2 separate regions of the Homo sapiens genome follow, and region 1 is linked to region 2. A link is a loop called in an ENCODE intact Hi-C map of the cell type or tissue named here. Cell type or tissue: gastrocnemius medialis. All regions are shown on one strand. Each heading gives the region's core, and the rest is flanking DNA. Links, peaks and the distances in the headings are about the cores only.

Region 1 (8,623 bases), core at 624-8,623, 200 kb after region 2:
GGGACTCTGGGTGGGGGCGCCCTCTGCTGGCAGGCACAGGAATTGCAACGAGGTGATCAGGAATGACCGAGTTAGAAGGGGAGAAATTAGGGTAACAGTGGGTGAGGTGAGGGGACAGCAGGTAAGGGAGGATGGGATGATTATGGAGAAATAGATTATATTACAAATGGGATGGTAAGTAAGTGCGAGGTGTCTAGGAATGTTGAAATGGGGGTTGGGGACTAGGAGGTAAGTCGGGGTCACTGAGATCTCACCATGACTCAAGCCAGATCCCCCTCTCAGTGCCAGGTAGTGCAGGTCTAAATCAGTGCAGGGAGGGGCGGGGGCTGGCGGTGGGCTCAGGTTGGAGAAGGCTGCATCCTGGAGGCCTTGCTGTTGCCGCAGCTGCTGCTCCAAACCACAGATCTGACGCAGGTGCGTCTCCACCAGGGCCCTCTGGAGAGAGAGACAGAGGGGAGGGTCTGCACAGGCCCAGGACTTCCCCATGTCTGGAGAGTCATCACCCCAGACTACAGCAGAGGCCCCAGGTCACACATCCCAAGCCCACTCTCCAAGTGGCTGTGAGTGCAAAGTCTCCTCTCAGCCACCGCAATGCAGCTGTTGCGGGCTGTTGCCCCTGGCGAGGTCAAGTTAATGCCCCTGCTCTGTCATTAACACACAGGGACACTTAAAAGAACACTCAGCCCCCTGTTTGGAGGCCAGCCCCCCTCAGGAGCATCAGAACTTCCATTTGCATACATGACAAGAGCTTCTGGACTTCACCCACCTGATCCATAAAATGGGGATAACAGTCCCACACTCACCTCTTAGGGTTGTTTTGAGAATTAAAATGAGCTAGTGTATGCCAGGTGAAAAGAACAGTGCCTGGCACACCCCGAGTGCCACATAAATATCTATGATTATGAAGGCAAAGCATCTATACATGAATGCCCCATCACCCTCACCACAACCTGGTGAGGGTGTTAATATTTGCCCCACTTTTCAGAGGAGGGATGGAGGCTAAGTGACTTAACTGAGGTCATAGCTTAGGGTTGGCTGAGACCATGTCTCCTGATTTTTTTTTTTTTTTTTTTTTTTTTTGGAGACAGGGTCTGGCTATGTCACCCAGGCTGGAGTGCAGTGGCTTGATCTTGGCTCACCAAAGCTTCGATCTCCTGGGCTAAAGCGATCCTCCCACCTCAGCCTCCTGAGTAGCTGGGACCACAGGTGTGCACCACCACACCTGGCTAACTTCTTTTTTGTATTTTTTGTAGAGATGGGGTTTCACTATGTTGCCCAGGCTGGTCTCAAACTCCTTAACCTCCCAAAGTGCTGAGATTATAGGCGTGAGCCACCATACCTGGCCTGTCTCTTGATTTTGACCTGCTCACCGGCACAGCCATACCCTGACTCGGAAGCACACCCAAGCACAGGCCCATCCTAGCAGTCACACACTCCTGGTCACCTCTGCCCTCACCCTCACAGCCTCCCAAGGGCAGTGCTCACAGGCACAGGGTCACCCCAGCGTGAGAGCCAGGGCAGTGCTCACAGGCACAGGGTCACCCCAGCGTGACAGCCAGGCATACACACAGAGACAGAGGTTCCCACGGGGCCACTGCATGGCCAGGATGCACACAGACACCGCAACATGGATAACACATGCAGTCTCCCTCACAAGGGCAAATGGGCGGGCACTCACAGATACACATGAACACAAGCAGGGCACAAACAAGTGATGTGTGACACATGGGACTGCACTGTCACAGGCTGGAATCCTCACACACAGAACTAAATGCACACATGCACACACACAACCAGCTACACATCCTCAAGCACCTCCGGCTCCCCAGGCCTCACCATCTCCCTCAGCTCTGTCTCCAAGTCACTCTTCTCCACGCAGAGTTTCTCGTAGGCCTGGATCATCTCTCCAAGCTGTTCTTCCTGCTCCTTGTTCTTCTGTAACTGGATGAGGCCCAGAGGGCCCCACCACAGGGTCAGTCCCACACTGGACTTGGAGTTGGAGAGCTCCCTGCACCTCCCCACCCCCACTCCCAGCACCCTATGGAGGGGCAGGAGGAGCTGCAGCTGGGCTTAGGGAGGACCTGGCCATCTCTAATCAAAGGGCAGAGGCCAGATGCTGGGGGGTGTGGAGGGAAGGGTATCAGAAACAGACTGGAGCAAGATGCTCAGGGGGTGCGCCCAGCCTGGTAGGCTCACCTCATGCTGGAACTGGTTGAGCCGTTGCTGCAGGCTGACCTTCTCCACCTCCAGCAGGGAGCCATCCTTGATTTCATACAGAGAAAAGCCATGCTCCTCTCCAAAGTCACTGATCAGTGGGTACTGCAGGTGGGGTGGAGCTTCAGGAGAGTGGATTCCCGGGTGCCCAGCCCAGGCCTCAGCCTGGCTGTGCCCCCAACCCACAACCTGCCTCAGACCTTTGACCCTCCTTCTCCTTGGCTAGTGGGATCCCAATTCCCATGGGTCTGTAGCCATCTCCCACCCACCGGATCTGTTTTAGATCCCAGATCCAGCCCTTCTGAAGCCAACAGGAGACAGTTCGCATCCGGAACAGCCACGTCTCTCATGGGAGACCCTCAAGTTCCCAAGAGTCTGCACAGTGACCCCTCTTTTGGATCCCTGGTATCTACCAGATTCCCAGTCCCCCTCCCCATCCCATACACTCTATCAGGCGCCCTCCTCTCCAAGTTCTGACCTTGATCTCGTAGACTTTGAGGCGGCGTCGGAGGGTGGCGTTCTCCCTCTCCAGGCCCCCCAGCCGTTCCTTGATGTCTCCGTAAGCAGTGATGAGGGCAAAGTGGGAGGCGGAGCACATGTCGCCCCCAAGCGAGGGGTCTCCGGGACTGTCCAGCCACACCTCACTAGGCCCCAGGGCCTCCTGCGTCAGGATGCTGATGTCGTCCTCGAACATGGACTCCATGGTGAGGGCCGGGCCGCGGCCCACACGGGGCCTCCTAGGAGAGCAGGAGCAACCGTGGACAGGGCCGTCTGTCTAGGGTTTGTCCCTGGTACCCCTCTCCCTGGCTCTGCACTCCCTGGGGCCGGCTAAGATGCAACCCAGAAACTTCCTGCCCCGAGCTCAGCAGGGACTCCCATGGCCCCTTCCCAGACTCCTCAGCCCCATCCTCTCTGCCGCCTTGGGGAAAAGGGGCTGGAACCAGGTGAAGACCCCGCTGCCAGGGTGTTGACAAGTAGGGACAAGTAAGCCAGGCCGGCAGCAGGGGCAGGCTCCTGCCAGAACCCAGGGAGACCTGTGGATGGGAGAGGGCTGCCTTCCCAGCCGGGCCCGGCCCATTCCTCCGCGCTTCTCCACCCCAGGCCTTACTTCCCCAAATACCTCGCCGCCAAGCTCCTCAGCCTGGGCCTCTGGCACCCCAGCTCCTCCCCAAGGAAGGCCCAGAGCTGCGCGAGGGTCGGCCCCTCCACAGTCGGCACGCCCTCGGCTGCACCCCCGCCCAACTTCCCCACTTCCTCCCGCAGGATCCCAGAGTTCAGGAAAAGGAAGCGCCTCCCCCGGGCGCACCGGGGCTGTGGCAGCGGTCCAGGACCCCTTGGCCCCTGACCTGGGACCCACAGGAAGTCCTTGGCTGAGTGTTACGGGGCGCAAACTGGGGAAGGGGACCCAGGTGGAAGGGGACGCGAACGAATTCCCAAGGCTGTCTCAGGGTGCCCGCGCACCGGGAAATGGGGAACCCTACGAGGGGGCAGGAATGACTCAGGCTCCCGAAAGCAGGAGTAGGCAGTGAGGGGGTGCGTGTGTACTTCTCTCGGGCCTGGTTATGAATGTGTGTCTGGGGTTGGCGTATGGGGGGAGTGTGCGTCTGTGAATGAGTGTAGGTGTGTCAGTCAATGAGTGCCTTCGGGGTCGCAGGGGCGTCGGGACGGAGTGGGGCAGCGACCAGGAGGCTGGTGTGTGCACGCGTGCGTGAGCGCGTGGGCAGGGTGGCACGTCCGGGCCGCGTGTCACGTGAGACGCGAGGGGACTGTCCGAGGTGTGTGCGCGCGCTGGAGCGTTATGTGCACCCCGGAGAGGGGGCTCGGCAGGGAGCTGTGAGTTCAGACAGCGGGGCCCCCAGGTCGGGCTGCAGGAGCTTGGGGTGCAAAGGGCTCCGGCGCAGGCTCCAATTCAATCCACCCCCCCCCCTCCGCCACCCACAGGCCCATCTAAGTGCCAGGGAAACGCGAGTGACTGGGTCTGAGTAAGGAGTGTGTGCGCGCGTTTGTAGGGCCGGCCCCACCTTTAACCCTCTCCTTCCCACGCCATCCCCTCCCCCCAGCTCCGCGCGCCAGCGCTTACCACACCCCCCCAGACCCCCGCCCGCCCCTCTGCGCCCACCCCGCTGGCGGGGCTCTGTCCCCGAGGCCGCACCACAAATGCCTCCTTCCTCCGCATTCCTCTCTGGGCCCAGCGCCCGGGTGAGCGCAATGGAAGGCGGCTGGGGAAGGGGTGAGTGCCTCTGTCGGCCCGGGCCCCTCCTGCGGCCCCTTTAAGAGCCGCCCTTTAAACCCCTTTCGCTCGGCCGACAGAAATTGTCGCCCCTCCCCTCTCGGGGGCCGAGACCACGCAGCCCCCTCCCCCACAACCGGCCGAGCCCTGGGCCCCCGGACACCCTCTCGGGGCCGGGGAAGGGGCTCCGGGAGTGGCGCGGCCTGAGGAACGGCGGCGGAGGGGGACGCGAGGGGATGAGGGCGGCCGACACCGGACCCCTTCCCTCCCAGCCATCCCGTGCGGCTGCCAGCCGCCCTCCTGCCGCCTCCTCCTGCCCACCCCGCGACCCCTGGGGCCCAGCCCGGGCGCCGCTCCCCTCCCCCAGCCCTAGCCCCAGCCGGGGACTCACAGCTGCTGCCGGTTCCTGCTTGTAATCGCAGCTTACCCCCTCCGCCTGCTCCCTCCCCAAACGGGCACCAGTGCCCCCACCCCCCTGGTACCGCGCTCTGCTCCTCGCCCTGTCGCCGCCGCCGGGTCTCTCCCCACCCCCCACCCCTCCCCCCAACCCCCTCCCTCCCGTCCGCCCCGCTCCTCCTCCGCCGCCGCCGCCTCCTCCGCCTCCTCCTCCCCGGCTGCTCCGGGTTTCTCCAGCTGGGAAGGCGCCCCGGACCCCGCCGCTGCCACCACCACGTGGCGAGAGGCGGCGGCCCCTACGGTGCGGCCCTTCCTGGCAGCGCGCCCGGAGCCCACCGGCTCCCTGCGGCGCCAGCGGCCCGCGCTGGCGCCCCCTCCCCGACGCCTCCCGGCGCAGTGTGGCGTGGTGGCGTGTGTTGGGGGCGTCTGCGGTCAGTGCAGGGGCCCGGCTGATGCTTTGGTTGTTTTGGTTGTTTAGTTATGGGCTGTATATTTGGGGAGGAAGTGGGGCTATTTATCTGGCTTTTTTTTTTTTTTTTTGGTCTTTGCGCTTTTGAGAAGGAAATCATTAGACCTGCTCTTCGTTGCTCTTGGTAAAAGGGGCATTGCTGCGATAAATACATTGAACATAGGGTACAGAGAGATTAAAGCTGTAACTTCTTTGGAAGTGAGAGTAAACTAAGGAGGTCAAAGATTCATTCATGAAGAAGGACAGCCATCTCCCTCCCCACACACCACTCCCCGGCCACCCTCAAGTACCCACAGGTCAGGGAAATGAAGAAACAACAGATGTCACCCTGTGCACAAAGATTATTTGAGCACCTGCCAAACTGCTGGGCAAGAGAAACAAGTTTTTTGCTACTTTCCTGCTGTGTGACCTTGGGCAAGTTACCTTAACCTTTCTAAGCTGGAGATCATGCCCCACCTAAGCACTCTCATGGAGGAAGAATGGGGATCAGAACTAAATACAGCAGCCTGCGAATGCTCAGGAAGTGTTAACGATGTCATTTTGAGTATTGCCTGGTGGATTAAATAATGTGGACAGAGGCATGGTCAGCCTAGCTGCAGGTAGAGAATGATCAGGGGAACCCTGGAGCACTCTGGCTGAAGAGCATCCTCTGTGGACAGGGAGGCAAAGCCCGGAAGCAGGGGATAAGCTGGGCGGGGGCTTTTGGCAGATTCAGCCTTAGCTGCGAAGACTGCTGGGAACCTGAGCCTACCTTTTTGGCTCCTGAGGTGGGATGGGGGTGGGAATCTCCGAGGGGGAGGATGGAAGGAAAAGGTTTCTTGCTCTCTCTGAGCTTTGAAAAGCAGCAGCTGCCATCTTTCCTCACTGCTGGGAGAAAATTGGACTGAGAGGTGAGCTTCTACCAGGAGAGCCAGCCAGAGCTCTAGACTCATTCTCTTCATAGAAGGGGGGATTCTCAGTGGCTTCCTTCCTCCTCCTCCTGCTGGGTTCCCTTTCAGTCTTTCCTGCCAGCACTGGCTCCCGTTTGTAGTCCAGAACAGGAAGGCAGGTCAGCCACTTGTTCTCTGAGGCACTAGCTTTCTCTGAACCATGTGGGATGACCTATCTACCCTCTAGATATGAAGGCAAACCAGTGGGGACATCTGTCACCCCACTAATCCCAAGGGCTAGGCAGATGTTCCTTTCCCTAGTACTCCCCAAGATCTCTTCTGAAGCAAGGGACCAGGCAAAAGATTGGAGGCTAGACTAGGAGGTGTAGGGTTGTCTCTGGGACCCTCGGTGACCTTGGACTTGGCCACAAACAGGACCCATAAGACCAACTGGCAAGCCCTCCCTCACTGGAAAAAGGGGTCCCAGGACCCTCTAAGCACACACTGTCTGGGATGAGTCATCAGCCCCCTGCTGCTGCTTGGATGCTCAGGGCCTAATTGAGTCACCTGGCAGGGTGCAGCCAAATGCTTCTATCCTTGGTTCTAGGTGGTTGGTGGCAAAAGTCCATTAGGCCTGGTTTAGGTGCCCTAAAATCCTCCCCCTCCCCCAATCTGGACCTGATCTCATTGCATTCTCCATTTCTAGTTCTGCTGCTCATACCAGGCAGTTCTGAGAGCAGAGATTATATCCCATCCATCCTTGTATTCTAAGGTGCCCTGAGGGTTGGTACCTGCTCGTTGTATATTTATTCGGCAAAGATTTCTTGAACATCTATTATGTGCTGGGTGCTGAGAATACAGTGCTGAACATGTCTCTGACAGGTATACATGTCTCTTGCTCTCTTAGAGCTTGCAGTATGGTAGAGAAGTCAGAAAAATAAAAAGATGAATAAGTAAAACCACTAGAAATTGTGATAAAGGACCAGGCACAGTGGCTCATGCCTGTAATCCCAGCACTTTGTGGGGCTGAGGCAGGCAGATCACCTGAGGTCAGGACTTTGAGACCAGCCTGACCAACATGGTGAAACCCGTCTCTACTAAACATGCAAAAATTAGCCAGGCATGACGGTGGGTCCCTGTAATCCCAGCTACTCGGGAGGCTGAGGCAGAAGAATTGCTTGAACCCAGGAGGTAGAGGTTGCAGTGAACCGAGGTGACCCCATTGCACTCCAGCCTGGGTGACAAGAGCGAAACTCCGTCTCAAAAAAAAGAAAGAAGGAAAGAAGGAAGGAAGGAAATTGTGATAAAGGATAAAAAGAAACACCAAGGGGCAGTACTAGAGAAGAATGGGAGGATGGGATCTGCTTCACAGTATTCAGAGAAGGTCTCCTTGATGAGCTCTTACAATTTTTTTTTTTTAAAAGACAGGGTCTTTCTCTGGCGCCCAGGCTGGAGTGCAGTGGTGCAATTTTGGCTCACTGCAGCTTCGCCCTCCTGGGCTAAGGTGATCCTCCCACCTCAGTCTCCAGGCGTGGTGGCTTGCGCCTCAGCTGGGACTACAGGCGTATGCCACACGCCCGGCTAATTTTTGTATTTTTTGTAGAGACAAGGTTTCACCATGTAGCCCAGGCTGCTCTCAAAATCCTGGGTTCAAGCCATCCACCTGCCTCGGCCTCCCAAAGTGCTGTGATTACAGGCATGAGCCACCGCACCTGGCTAAGCTAAATCTTAAAAGAGTAAGAAAGTATGTTCTTTGTTGAATGAATAAATAAATGAGGCAGTGTGACTTAAGACTACTTCACTTTTCTAGGCCTGTTTCCTCATCTGAGAAAGCTGAACATTGGTCTGAATACCCTTTTTATTTTTATTTTTATTTTTTTATGAGACGGAGTCTCGCTCTGTCACCCAGGCTGGAGTGCAGTGGCGTGGTCTCCGCTCACTGCAAGCTCCGCCTCCCAGGTTCATGCCATTCTCCTGCCTCAGCCTCCTGAGTAGCTGGAACTACAGGCGCCCGCCACCACGCCCAGCTAATTTTTTGTATTTTTAGTAGAGATGGGGTCTCGATCTCCTGACCTCGTGATCCGCCTGCCTCGGCATTCCAAAGTGCTGGGATTACAGGCGTGAGACACCATGCCCAGCTGGTCTGAATCCCTTTTAAGAGCCCCTGGTATTGGCAGGGCTCATCATGGTGGAGACAATAATAGGGGAGATGGTGAAGGGGATAGGAGCCACAGTGGGAGGACAGTGGGGAAAGTGGTGGACAGTGGTCAGGCATGAGTTGTAAAACATTTCTAAATGGCCTTCACAGGTGTGATAACAGAGGACCCACCTCCAATCGTTAAGGTAGGAGAGACAGTGCAAATGCAGGCCCCCAGAGCCAGGCCCTGCCAGTGTTTCCTCCTTGGAAACCACCAGGGAGACTCTCCCACTCCCATGACTCTTGCT
Region 2 (9,728 bases), core at 10-8,009:
CTTGGTCTGTTTTCTTCTAGGCTGATCTAAGAAGATTCCTAATTATCAATTGAGAGCAGAGATATTCCACTTCCAATTACATGGCCTGCCTGCTCACTCTTACTTCCTATTCACACTCTCTTGGAGACCACTTTGTGATTCTACCAAATTCTATAGGAGAGGTGACAACCCCAAAGAGAAGGCTCTAGAAAGATGACATTTGGAAATGTGTACGCTAGTGTCTGCTGGCTCCTCCTGAGCCATTTTTACTCTGTGAATGAGATCAAAGGCCACCTAACTGCCTAAATCACCACAAAGGGACAAACTGGTATCTCAGAGCACTCAGCAACAAAAACAAGAAAGCTAAGCCTCTGCACTGCAATGTGGCAGGGCTTCTGGCTAAGTATAGCAAGCAATTCTGATGTGGAGACAAACAGCAGCAATGGGAATGATATGCCAATGAAGGATTCCAACAGTTGGGTCTGCAAGTGTGCTTGTCCTGTGACACAAACGGCCTAGACATCTCAGCACTGCTTGGAGCTGCTCATTGGGGGAGCCTAAGAAACATCAGCCCTTTCACAACCTCTTGCTCCTGAGCAGAGCTCATCTCCCAAGAGCACATCAGCCCGCAGCCCAGTCTGATGAGAAGCACAGTATTCCCCTGTGCCAGTGGCAGCCTCAGAGCATCCTGAAAGAGCGCTTCCTAGACACGCAGTGGAAGCCATGACTTCCCCTAAGCTGCCGGTGCTGCCTCTGAACTCATGTGGAGGTTCTTTTTTCAGTGTCCCCAGAGGCAGCAGAAAAATCCGTTTTCCATTTTGGAATCTATCAAGTAGGACAAATCTGCCACCTGGGAGCATCTCCTCAAGGGCAATCTCTGCTCCCTTTCCTACATGGCCTGACAATACCCTCGAGTTAGAAATGTCCCATGTTGGCTAGGCACAGTGGCTCATGCCTGTAATCCCAGCACTTTGGGAGGCTGAGGTGGGAGGATTGCTTGAGGCCAGGAGTTTTGAGACCAGCCTGACATAGAGAGACTATGCCTCTATTATTTTAAAAAAAGAAATGTCACATATTTTTACCCTCTTCACTCATCTTTCCACCTTGCTCCAATAGATTGCTGACAGAAAAGTGAGACCTCCTCCACCCCAAGGTCTCCTAAGAGAATGCTGCTAGCCAAAAAAAGATCTGCTGATAATTGAGGAAGAGCATCTTTAAAAAGACACTCAACTACATTTCAGAAACATAAAGATCTAAGTGTTGGCTCTACAAGGGAAGAAATAAAGAGAAAGAACTTTTTTTCCTCCTACAACAGGTCTAGACAACGTCATACAAGGAGTTGCACGCATATCCAAAACAAAAGCAAGGCAAAAACAAGCAAAAAAGCAACAAATGCATTCCAAAATGATGTCCATTTATCAGCCCAGAAATGTACTGGATACTGGTTTAGTTCAGCCTGTAGGTGCTGGGAAGAAATTCCGACAAATCCAAGTCAGTTGCAAAAAGGGAAAACTCCAGACATATCACCCAATGAACTTGTAAGAAAGCATATGAGCTTCCCTGAACAGATTTTACTCCAGGTTTGCAGCCCGCAAGATTTAAGATGGGGCCATGAGGTTAAATCTTGTAAACTCAGAAGTGTTCACGCTACTGCATCCCTAAACTCTGTAACTCTCTACATACTCTTTAAAGCAGTGTTTCTCTGCATCTTTCATTCCATAGCCATTGTCCACCTGATCCAAAATATCCTAAGTTTTTCAGTGTTTGGAAGCAGGGTTTCCAATTTTTGTGTATACAGAAAAGGGGGGTGTGTGTGAAAAAATAAGTATTAGAAAAAAAACATGTTATACATATCTATCACAGAAATGAGTGGGCAAGGTTTAGAAGATGGCTGAAACCAAGCCAATACTAAGGTCTACTGGTTGGCTGCAACAAGTTTAAAATGTCTTCATAAGGGCCCTGGTTGGGCAATACTATACTTGCTGACAGTACTTGGGATCTGCCACAGACCTATAGCAAAGGACTGTTCAACTTCTCCAAAAAGCTGGTATTAACCACCAGAAGAAATAAGAAGTTCAAGGCCAAAATATCCAAATGAACCAACCACTCTACTTGCTGAAATGCCATAAAGCTTCTTTACCCCAGACATTTGCCCAAATCTTATAATTTCTTTTCTCCTCTCTGACAGGCCTCTCCAGAGGCCCAAACTTTAATAGAATCTGAGAGAAAAAAGTGGCCAGTCTATCTGCTGTCCAGAGTGATGCCAAACTCTTTCTCCCGGAGCCAGTTCTCCCCGTTGGGCAGTCAGGTGAGGATCCGATTATTAACAAACTCTACTTGGGTCTCCTTGGCAAAGAGTTTCTGGCTTCAGCAGCCTAGCTCAGGGGGGTTCATAATTATGTCAGACTCGCTTTTTTTCTTGTAGTTGCTTTTAACCAAAGAGGTTAAGCCTCTGTACAACCAAGAGGAAGAACTAGAATTAGAAAACTTACCAATCGTCCCAGCCAATGATAATCCATTTCCAACAGGTATTAACGCCTGTTAGAAGCCACTGGAACACTGACATCATCAGCCCAATTGATAGGTTGTCTGATAGATTCGCCCCCTTCATCGCACACAAGAATTTAAAACAAAACAAGACACTGCAGTTATATTCATTATTGCAGACAATGGGTTTCTTTGTGTTAGTAATTGAAATTACTGCTGTGGTCTGGACTCCACCATTATTTCCTTTGCAGCCTGTGAGCCAGCCAACACTCTAAACTTTCTAGCCCTAAAAATTGTATCATCCAGAATACCAACTCAATACAGCCCTCCACTGTGAAACTGAATGCCTTCTGGGGTACAGCATGAAACCGTTTTAGACAGTGCATGCCAGTGCACCTTGAAACAGTGTCCATCTGTAATGAAATCTGTAAACGGGAAACTTGGGCCAATTCATTGTTTAAAGCAGATCTACTGGCTCATACCTTTCTCTAGGAAACAATAAGTGAACAAGAAGTAACCTCAGAAGAAGAAAGAACTTTGGGAGAATGCACTGAGAAAGGCCAGACTGAGTCCCCTTGGATGAAGTTAATTAAGAAACAAACATGACAGGATATTGCAATCAAAACCAAGGAATGCAGTGAGGACAGGTTTCTCAGTTGCCCAGAGGAGAAAACATAGTTCCTTCTGAACTAAAATTAGAAAGCCGCTGGCAAGGAAACATAAGAAGCATGGATAAGAGGCTGAAAACCGTAAGTCAGCAATGGGGATGGAGGTGGGTACAGGAAGAGAGCGAGTATCTATTTTGTTTTATTTCTTCTGTAATTCCTTAAGATTGTTTGCGCCTGAGCTTTGGGACTGCAGTAGTCTCCCCTACGGGGCGTCAAGTAACAGGCTGGGAGCTCTGGCAAGAAGTTCTCAAACTTCTCACAATTCTGCTAAGAGCTTGCAGATATCTAGCTGGAAGATCAAGGATCCAAGTAAAAACATTAAAGGAAGGTTTTTGCCCACTCCCCGGTGAGAGGTCATCTGCCCAGGGAGTGCTCTCGTGTCCTGACACCATCGCCCGACTGGGGATATATCAGTAACCGGGCTGTCGTCGATGCCGAGCAGTGCCCATCTGGTTGGCAGCGTCCGGGTCTCAAGCGTTCCCTCGCCCCTCTCTGTTCTCCGGGGAGCCCTGAATCGCTGGTGGGCATCTACAGTTAAGAGTGCAGGAAGGCCTCTCAGACACGGGGCGAACACAAGGGCTGTTGGCTGCCTCCTCAGAGCCGACCCAGGCATAGTTCGCCCAGGCGGGAGAGCGGCGTTGAAGTGGGTCGGCACCCGTCCGAGGGGTGCCAGGCCACCCCGGTGCCCGCTCCTCTCGCCGGCCCCCGGAAGCGCCGCCCTCCCGCCCGGCGGGCTCCGAGGGGGCGGGGAGTCGAACGCCCCCTTCCGGGTGCCTCCGCCCGGCTGGCCAGCCCCGCTCCTCCTCCGGGCGGGAATCCTCCCTCCCCCGCCCCTCCTGAAGCCGGGCCCCGACGCCAGACCCAGCCCCAGGGGGGAACCCCCGGCCTCGGCTCCCTCTCCCCGCGGCCTCTGCCCGTCTTCCTGACCCTTGGGGGCCGGGAAGACCCCGCCGGCAGCGGCCGGGACCCACCGCTCATTACGACATCTTCCTCCCTGGCCTCCGCCGCCTCCGCCGCCACCGAGAGCCTGACACCGCCCGCCAAGCAACCGCCAATCCCGGAGCCCGCCACCGCCCGAGCGACGGCAGCCTTCACCAATAAGCGCTTGGAACATTGGGGACCGACAGCACTATTAACCAATCAACCAGAGGCGTCTAGAGCGACGTTGATTTGACCAATAGGTCTGTGCAATGTCACTGATGGACGGTAGAGCGCACCAACCGAAAGCCAATTGAATAATGAGTGACATGTGCATCAGCCAATTGGAGGGAGGCAAAGTCCCGCCCGCTGGGTGGTTGATGTACAGCAACAGGAAGCTGGAAGGGGAGGGGCTTAGCCGAAGAGTGCTTTTGTATTGGTCGAGGTTGACCTTCCACCCACCTCTAACCCAGAGGATGAATGATAGATCTGCCCTGAAGCCAATCAGAAGTCCTTAGGGTGAGGCCCACAAATGCCCCAGAAATAGCATATACATTGCGCCCTAAGTCCAGTCTCGCCCAGGTGTGGCAGGAGCTTTTACCTGCTCTTCGGCAGTAGCCGGCTGCCACTCAACCCCATGCCTGGTGAGTGGAAAGCCATCAACCTTTTATTTAGTCCCTCTCTCGTTGTCGCCTGGGGAGGGGCGACTTTGTACAGTGAGGCACTGGGGTCCGGCACCATAGTGGGAGTTGGGGTTGTTTACGCGACACTTCTAAGGGGATTTTCACAATCGGTTAAGCCCCCGTTAATCCTCACATGGTTATTGCGGCGACCCCCATAGCCCACGGTCCCAAACGTGTGCATCTGAATCATCCGAAGCTCTTTCTAAAGGCAGGCTCCCCTGGCCGCCTCTCCTAATCCGACTCGGTACTTCACGGGGCGTGCCTAGAATCTGCATTTTAGCAAGGGCCTCGCGTGGACAGAATTGCACGCTTGAGTTTGAGAAGTACTGCTTGGCCTCTGCCCCACTTACCCTTACCTTCTTGAGATGAGGTAAAGCACTTGGTAGGCACTAGGCGGGTAGGTTTATCTTTGCTCCCAAGTCTCTTCCGAGAACTTGGGAAGGCTGCCTAGCTTAGTGAGGGAATCCATTCTGGCTTCAGACCAGTCTGGGTTTGAAACCTACACATCCCACTAACTTAGGCAGGGTACCGAAACTCCCTGAGCTTCATGTCCTCATCAGTAAAACGAGGTTAATCACACCTACACCTTAGCGCGATGGCTTAAAAAAAAAAAAAAAAAAAACAAACAAAAAAAAACATAGTCCATCAAGAGAAATACATTTTGCATACAGACCAGTACACTGCTATTTGTATGAGAGTGTCATAAAGTTTCCGAAAACAATGCTTACTACTTGTGACGCACTGATAGTTTCTATGCTTATCCTATCCTATCTTATTCTCCTTCTTGTTGATCATGACTGGCAGTTTGAAAAACACTGCTAGAAAAGGTTGGTGTGATAATACAAAATGCAGAGCAGAATACCGGGTACACAGTAATTGCTGAATAAATGTTAATAGCCTCTTCCAGTCTTCTCCTCTCAGTGTTAGCCTTTGAAAAACAAGACTTTAGACAATAATACTCCTCTAGTAAAGATCCTTCATGGGATCCGTATCTCCTAGATAAAGCCCAAACTCCTTTCTAGGCAAAGTCCTCCCACTCTTTTTTCTTCTTAACCTCAGCATCCACCAGAGGACACACTCTTACTGGTGTATCTTTCATGCTTTATCTCCTCCCTCTACCCCCGTTCCCTTCCTACAAATCCTACCCTTTTCCCTCCAGGAAAGATTCCAGGTTCCTAAACACTTACGCTTTTTTCCACTAGTTGACTTCCTATGTGACCCTTCCCTTCTGGTAAACCCCTATGCATCCATGGCCGGATGTGTTGGCTCACACCTGTATTCCTAGTGCTTTGGGAAGCCAGAGGCAGGCGGATCACTTGAGCCCAGGATTTCGAGACCCAGCTTGGGCAACATGGCAAAACCCCATCTCTACAAAAAAAATTAGCTGCATGTGGTGGTGCGCACTTTTAGTTCTAGCTACCTGGGAAGCTGAGGTGGGTGGATCACTTGAGCCTGGGAGTTTGAACTTAAAATGAGCTATGATCACACCACTGCACTCCAGCCTGGGTGACAGAGCGAGACCCTGTCTCTCAGAAAAATAAATAAACTCCTATGCATCCTTCAAGACCCTGCTCAAAGTCTGCATACCTCACTCCTGCCCAGCCATAGCTTCTTCCTCCTCTGTGCTGCCCTGGCACATGCAAAAGAGCTTCTCTCTCACACACTATTTCCACACTTTTATTCTCACTTCTTACTCTCCTGCTAGACTGAGCTGTGGTAGAAGGATTGAGGCCAGCACAGAGGAGGATCAGCAGGAAATGTAAGGTGAGTTAAAGAATGAATATTTGCATACAATGACACCTGCATGACTTGTTTGTATAGTCCATACATTCTGTTCCCAGGCCATTTTTCAAGTTTAGATTGCTTCACTGTCAAACCAAGGACTCCACCCGGGTTCCATGACTCACCTGTATTAGGGTGCAGGGGTTTTGGGGGGAGGTAGGTGGGGTTGAATATCCTGCTGGGCCACTGTCAAACCTCTTCTGGGAGAAAAACGGGGTAGCTATGCTTCTCCTATCCTGGAGGCCCCATCATGAAGACCGCAGAGGTGAAAAAAAAAAAGTGTGCGCACACGGGGCGGAGGACAGGGTGTGAATACTTGGAAGAATTCTGCAGTAGTTTTGAATTATTTGATTGGTTTTGCCCTTTTAAAGGTCACCTTATCCTTGTTTTGTTTGTTTCTAGGCTGTCTGACTCTTCTTACTAGAGACACAGCCAAAGAAGGGAACCCTTTGTTTTTTTTTGTTGTTTTTTTTTGTTTCTTTCTTTCTTTTTTTTTTTTTTCCCCGAGATGGAGTCTTGCTCTGTCACCCAGGCTGCAGTGCTGTGGCGTGATCTCGGCTCACTGCAACCTCCGCCTCCCAGGTTCAAGCGATTCTCATGCCTCAGCCTCCTGAGTAGCTGGGATTACAGACACGCACCACCACTCCCGGCTAATTTTTGTATTTTTAGTAGAGACAGGGTTTCACCATGTTGGCCAGGCTGGTCTGAAACTCCTGACCTCAAGTGATCCACCCACCTCAGTCTCCTAAAGTGCTGGGATTGCAGGTGTGAGCCACTGCACCCGGAGGAAGGGGACACTTTCTAAGAAGAAGACCCCGTTATACTTTTGTCAGGCCCATTGGAGTCTTAGAGCTTCCTTCACAAACACCCCCGCTCCCCCAGTGACCACACAACTCCTCAGAGATTTTTTCTTTCAAGATGGCCCCTGTCTTCAACAGAGACGGAGAAGGTCAGGCAGCGGCTTGGAAATGCTTGTGCTCTCCCGGCCACACTTTATTTATTTATTTATTTAGAGACGGAGACTTGCTCCGTCGCCCAGGCTGGAGTACAGGGGCACTATCTCAGCTCACTGCAACCTCTTCCTCCCGGGTTCAAGCGATTCTCCTGCCTCAGTTTCCTGAGTAGCTGGGATTACAGACGCGCGCCACTACGCCCGGCTATTTTTTGTATTTTTAGTAGAGACGGGGTTTCACTGTGTTGGTCTGGCTGGTCTCAAACTCCTGACCTCACGATCTGCCCGCCTCGGCCTCCCGAAGTGCTGGGATTACAGGTGTGAGCCACTGTGCCCCGCCTTTATTTTTATTATTATTTTTGAGACAGGGTCTCTGCAGCCTCAACCTCCTGGGCCCAAGTGATCCTCCCGCCTCAGCCTCTCAAGTAGCTGGGACTACAGGTGCGCGCCACCATGCCCACCTAATTTTTAAATTTTTTGTAGAGCTGGGGTCTCCCTATGTTGCCCAGGCTAGTCTCAAACTCCTGAGCTCTAGCGATCCTCCCACCTCAGCCTCCCAAAGTGCTAGGGTTACAGGCGTGAGCCACTGCACCCGGCCATGGCCACACGTGAGACTCACTAAAAGAGCTTTTAGTAAATTCTGAAGTCTGGGTCCCATCCTAGGAAATTAGAATCTCTGGGGGGCATCAGCATTAAGGAGTTCCTCAGGTGATTCCAATGGGCAGCCAAATGTGGAGAAGGACTCCTTAGCCCAAAGATACCTTCCCACTGGGGGTGCCCAAGTAAAAACAAGGAAAAGTCTGTGCCCTCCACCCCCACCCACTCCTGTCCCTCGCCTTTCTGAATTTCTCCTCTTCCTACCCTACCTGCTGCCATCTTCGCAGAGCCAGGGCCAGTGGGTGGTTCTGGCTGTGTCTGTCAACCTTAACCAGGGGCGACATCTCCTCCCTGGTGTGTCTGGAGGCAGGTTCTCTCAGTGATATTTCCCTTTTGTCTCCAACTGCTTTCAGTTTCTTTCTACTCTACATTGTCACTTTCTCTCCATTTCTAACTTGCAAAGCTACACATTCTCCACCACTAAAAACCCCATGCTTGTCTTGTCTACCATGGCACCTTCCATTCCCAGCACACTGCTTGATTATAGTAGGTGCACAGTAAATGTTTACTGACTGACCGAATGACTATATCCTTTTAACACTTCTCAGGGACTTACCCCTTCTCTTTCAGGCCCAGCTTCTTCCACTTCCACTTTACTTCTCCTTCCATGTCTACCTCTGAATCCCCTTCTTTCTTCACTTTCCTGTGCTTTTCCTGCTTCCTGACATTCTCTTTGTCCTTTTTTGCACAGGGTTGTCCTCATCTAATCCGTCAGTACCAGACAGTGAACATCTCTCCCCCAGGATGCTGAGGGAGGGTCCTGGAGGGAAGGATGTGGAACTACAGCCTCTGCTCTCAAGAAGCTCAGATCTGGGCAGGGAACATCACATACCAGGGCTGTCTGTCGGGGGGGTGGAGGGCTGGGGGAGGGATAGCATTAGGGGAAATACCTAATGTAAATGACAAGTTGATGGGTGCAGCAAACCAACATGGCACATGTATACCTATGTAACAAATCTGCATGTTGTGCACGTGTACCCTAGAACTTAAAGTATAATTAAAAAAAAAAAAAGCTTCAGATCCCTCCTGGAGCCTCCTATGAAACCACGTGGCATAACTGGTGCTGTTGGTCCAGAAACTAGAAGAATATCAGGCCAGCCCCCTTGACTCTCTGTTGGTCCTCACTCATAGCTACAACCCAAGCTTTATTGTTGGTGTTTACCTTTGAAGAGTTACAGCCGACCCAGCCTTCTAAAGACTGCTTGTTTTGCCTTAAGGATTTCCCAGTAACCTCTGCTTCTCCCCTTTTCCCCTCCTATGATTTTCTATTTTCTCATCTCTTCCCTTTCTACTTATGGGGAAATCAAAATTGCAGACTTCTTCTTTTTTTTTTTTTTTTTTGAGGTAGTGTCTTGCTCTGTCGCCCAGGCTGGAGTACAATGATGCGATCTCGGCTCACTGCAACCTCCGCCTCCCAGGTTCAACCAATTCTCTTGCCTCAGCCTCCTGAGTAGCTGGGTTTACAGGTGCGCATCACCAAGCCCAGCTAATTTTTGTATTTTTAGTAGAGGCAGGGTTTCACCATTTTCGCCAGGCTTGTCTCGAACTCCTGACCTCAGGTGATCCACCCGCCTCGACCTCCCAAAGTGCTGGGATTAGAGG

What was found. Hi-C counts contacts between places; a loop is a spot of excess contacts. Peaks named below come from ENCODE experiments on the same cell type or tissue, not always from the same donor. Only the 100,000 strongest peaks of a DNase experiment are listed, where the experiment ranks them.
Region 1: a loop joins it to region 2, with 3 times the contacts of the local background. A loop is called at or near these places in 11 of 110 quality-filtered maps.

The regions. Positions count from the first base shown.
Region 1 is chr17:47,690,407-47,699,029 of GRCh38, reverse strand. It overlaps TBKBP1 (TBK1 binding protein 1), which reads right to left and starts at 4,869. Exons shown (of 10, transcript NM_001394755.1): 1 at 4,836-4,869; 2 at 2,693-2,951; 3 at 2,197-2,319; 4 at 1,837-1,941; 5 at 255-435. The coding sequence starts at 2,917. RefSeq lists silencers at 3,269-3,428, 4,211-4,270, 4,521-4,650 and enhancers at 3,073-3,753, 3,754-4,433, 4,434-5,114. In gastrocnemius medialis, for the core only: no CTCF peak of the experiment used is centred there; DNase peaks (open chromatin) are centred at 3,369, 3,949 and 4,924; H3K4me3 peaks cover 2,950 bases; H3K27ac peaks cover 3,318 bases.
Region 2 is chr17:47,890,671-47,900,398 of GRCh38, reverse strand. It overlaps SP2 (Sp2 transcription factor), which reads right to left and starts at 4,163. Exons shown (of 7, transcript NM_003110.6): 1 at 4,106-4,163. The coding sequence starts at 4,112. SP2-DT (SP2 divergent transcript) reads left to right here and starts at 4,583. Exons shown (of 3, transcript NR_135480.1): 1 at 4,583-4,696; 2 at 6,441-6,499; 3 at 8,818-9,170. It overlaps SP2-AS1 (SP2 antisense RNA 1), which reads left to right. Exons shown (of 3, transcript NR_103857.1): 3 at 1,096-2,013. RefSeq lists an enhancer at 1-315 and silencers at 3,664-4,093, 5,642-5,936. In gastrocnemius medialis, for the core only: no CTCF peak of the experiment used is centred there; DNase peaks (open chromatin) are centred at 3,768 and 4,308; H3K4me3 peaks cover 2,652 bases; H3K27ac peaks cover 5,604 bases.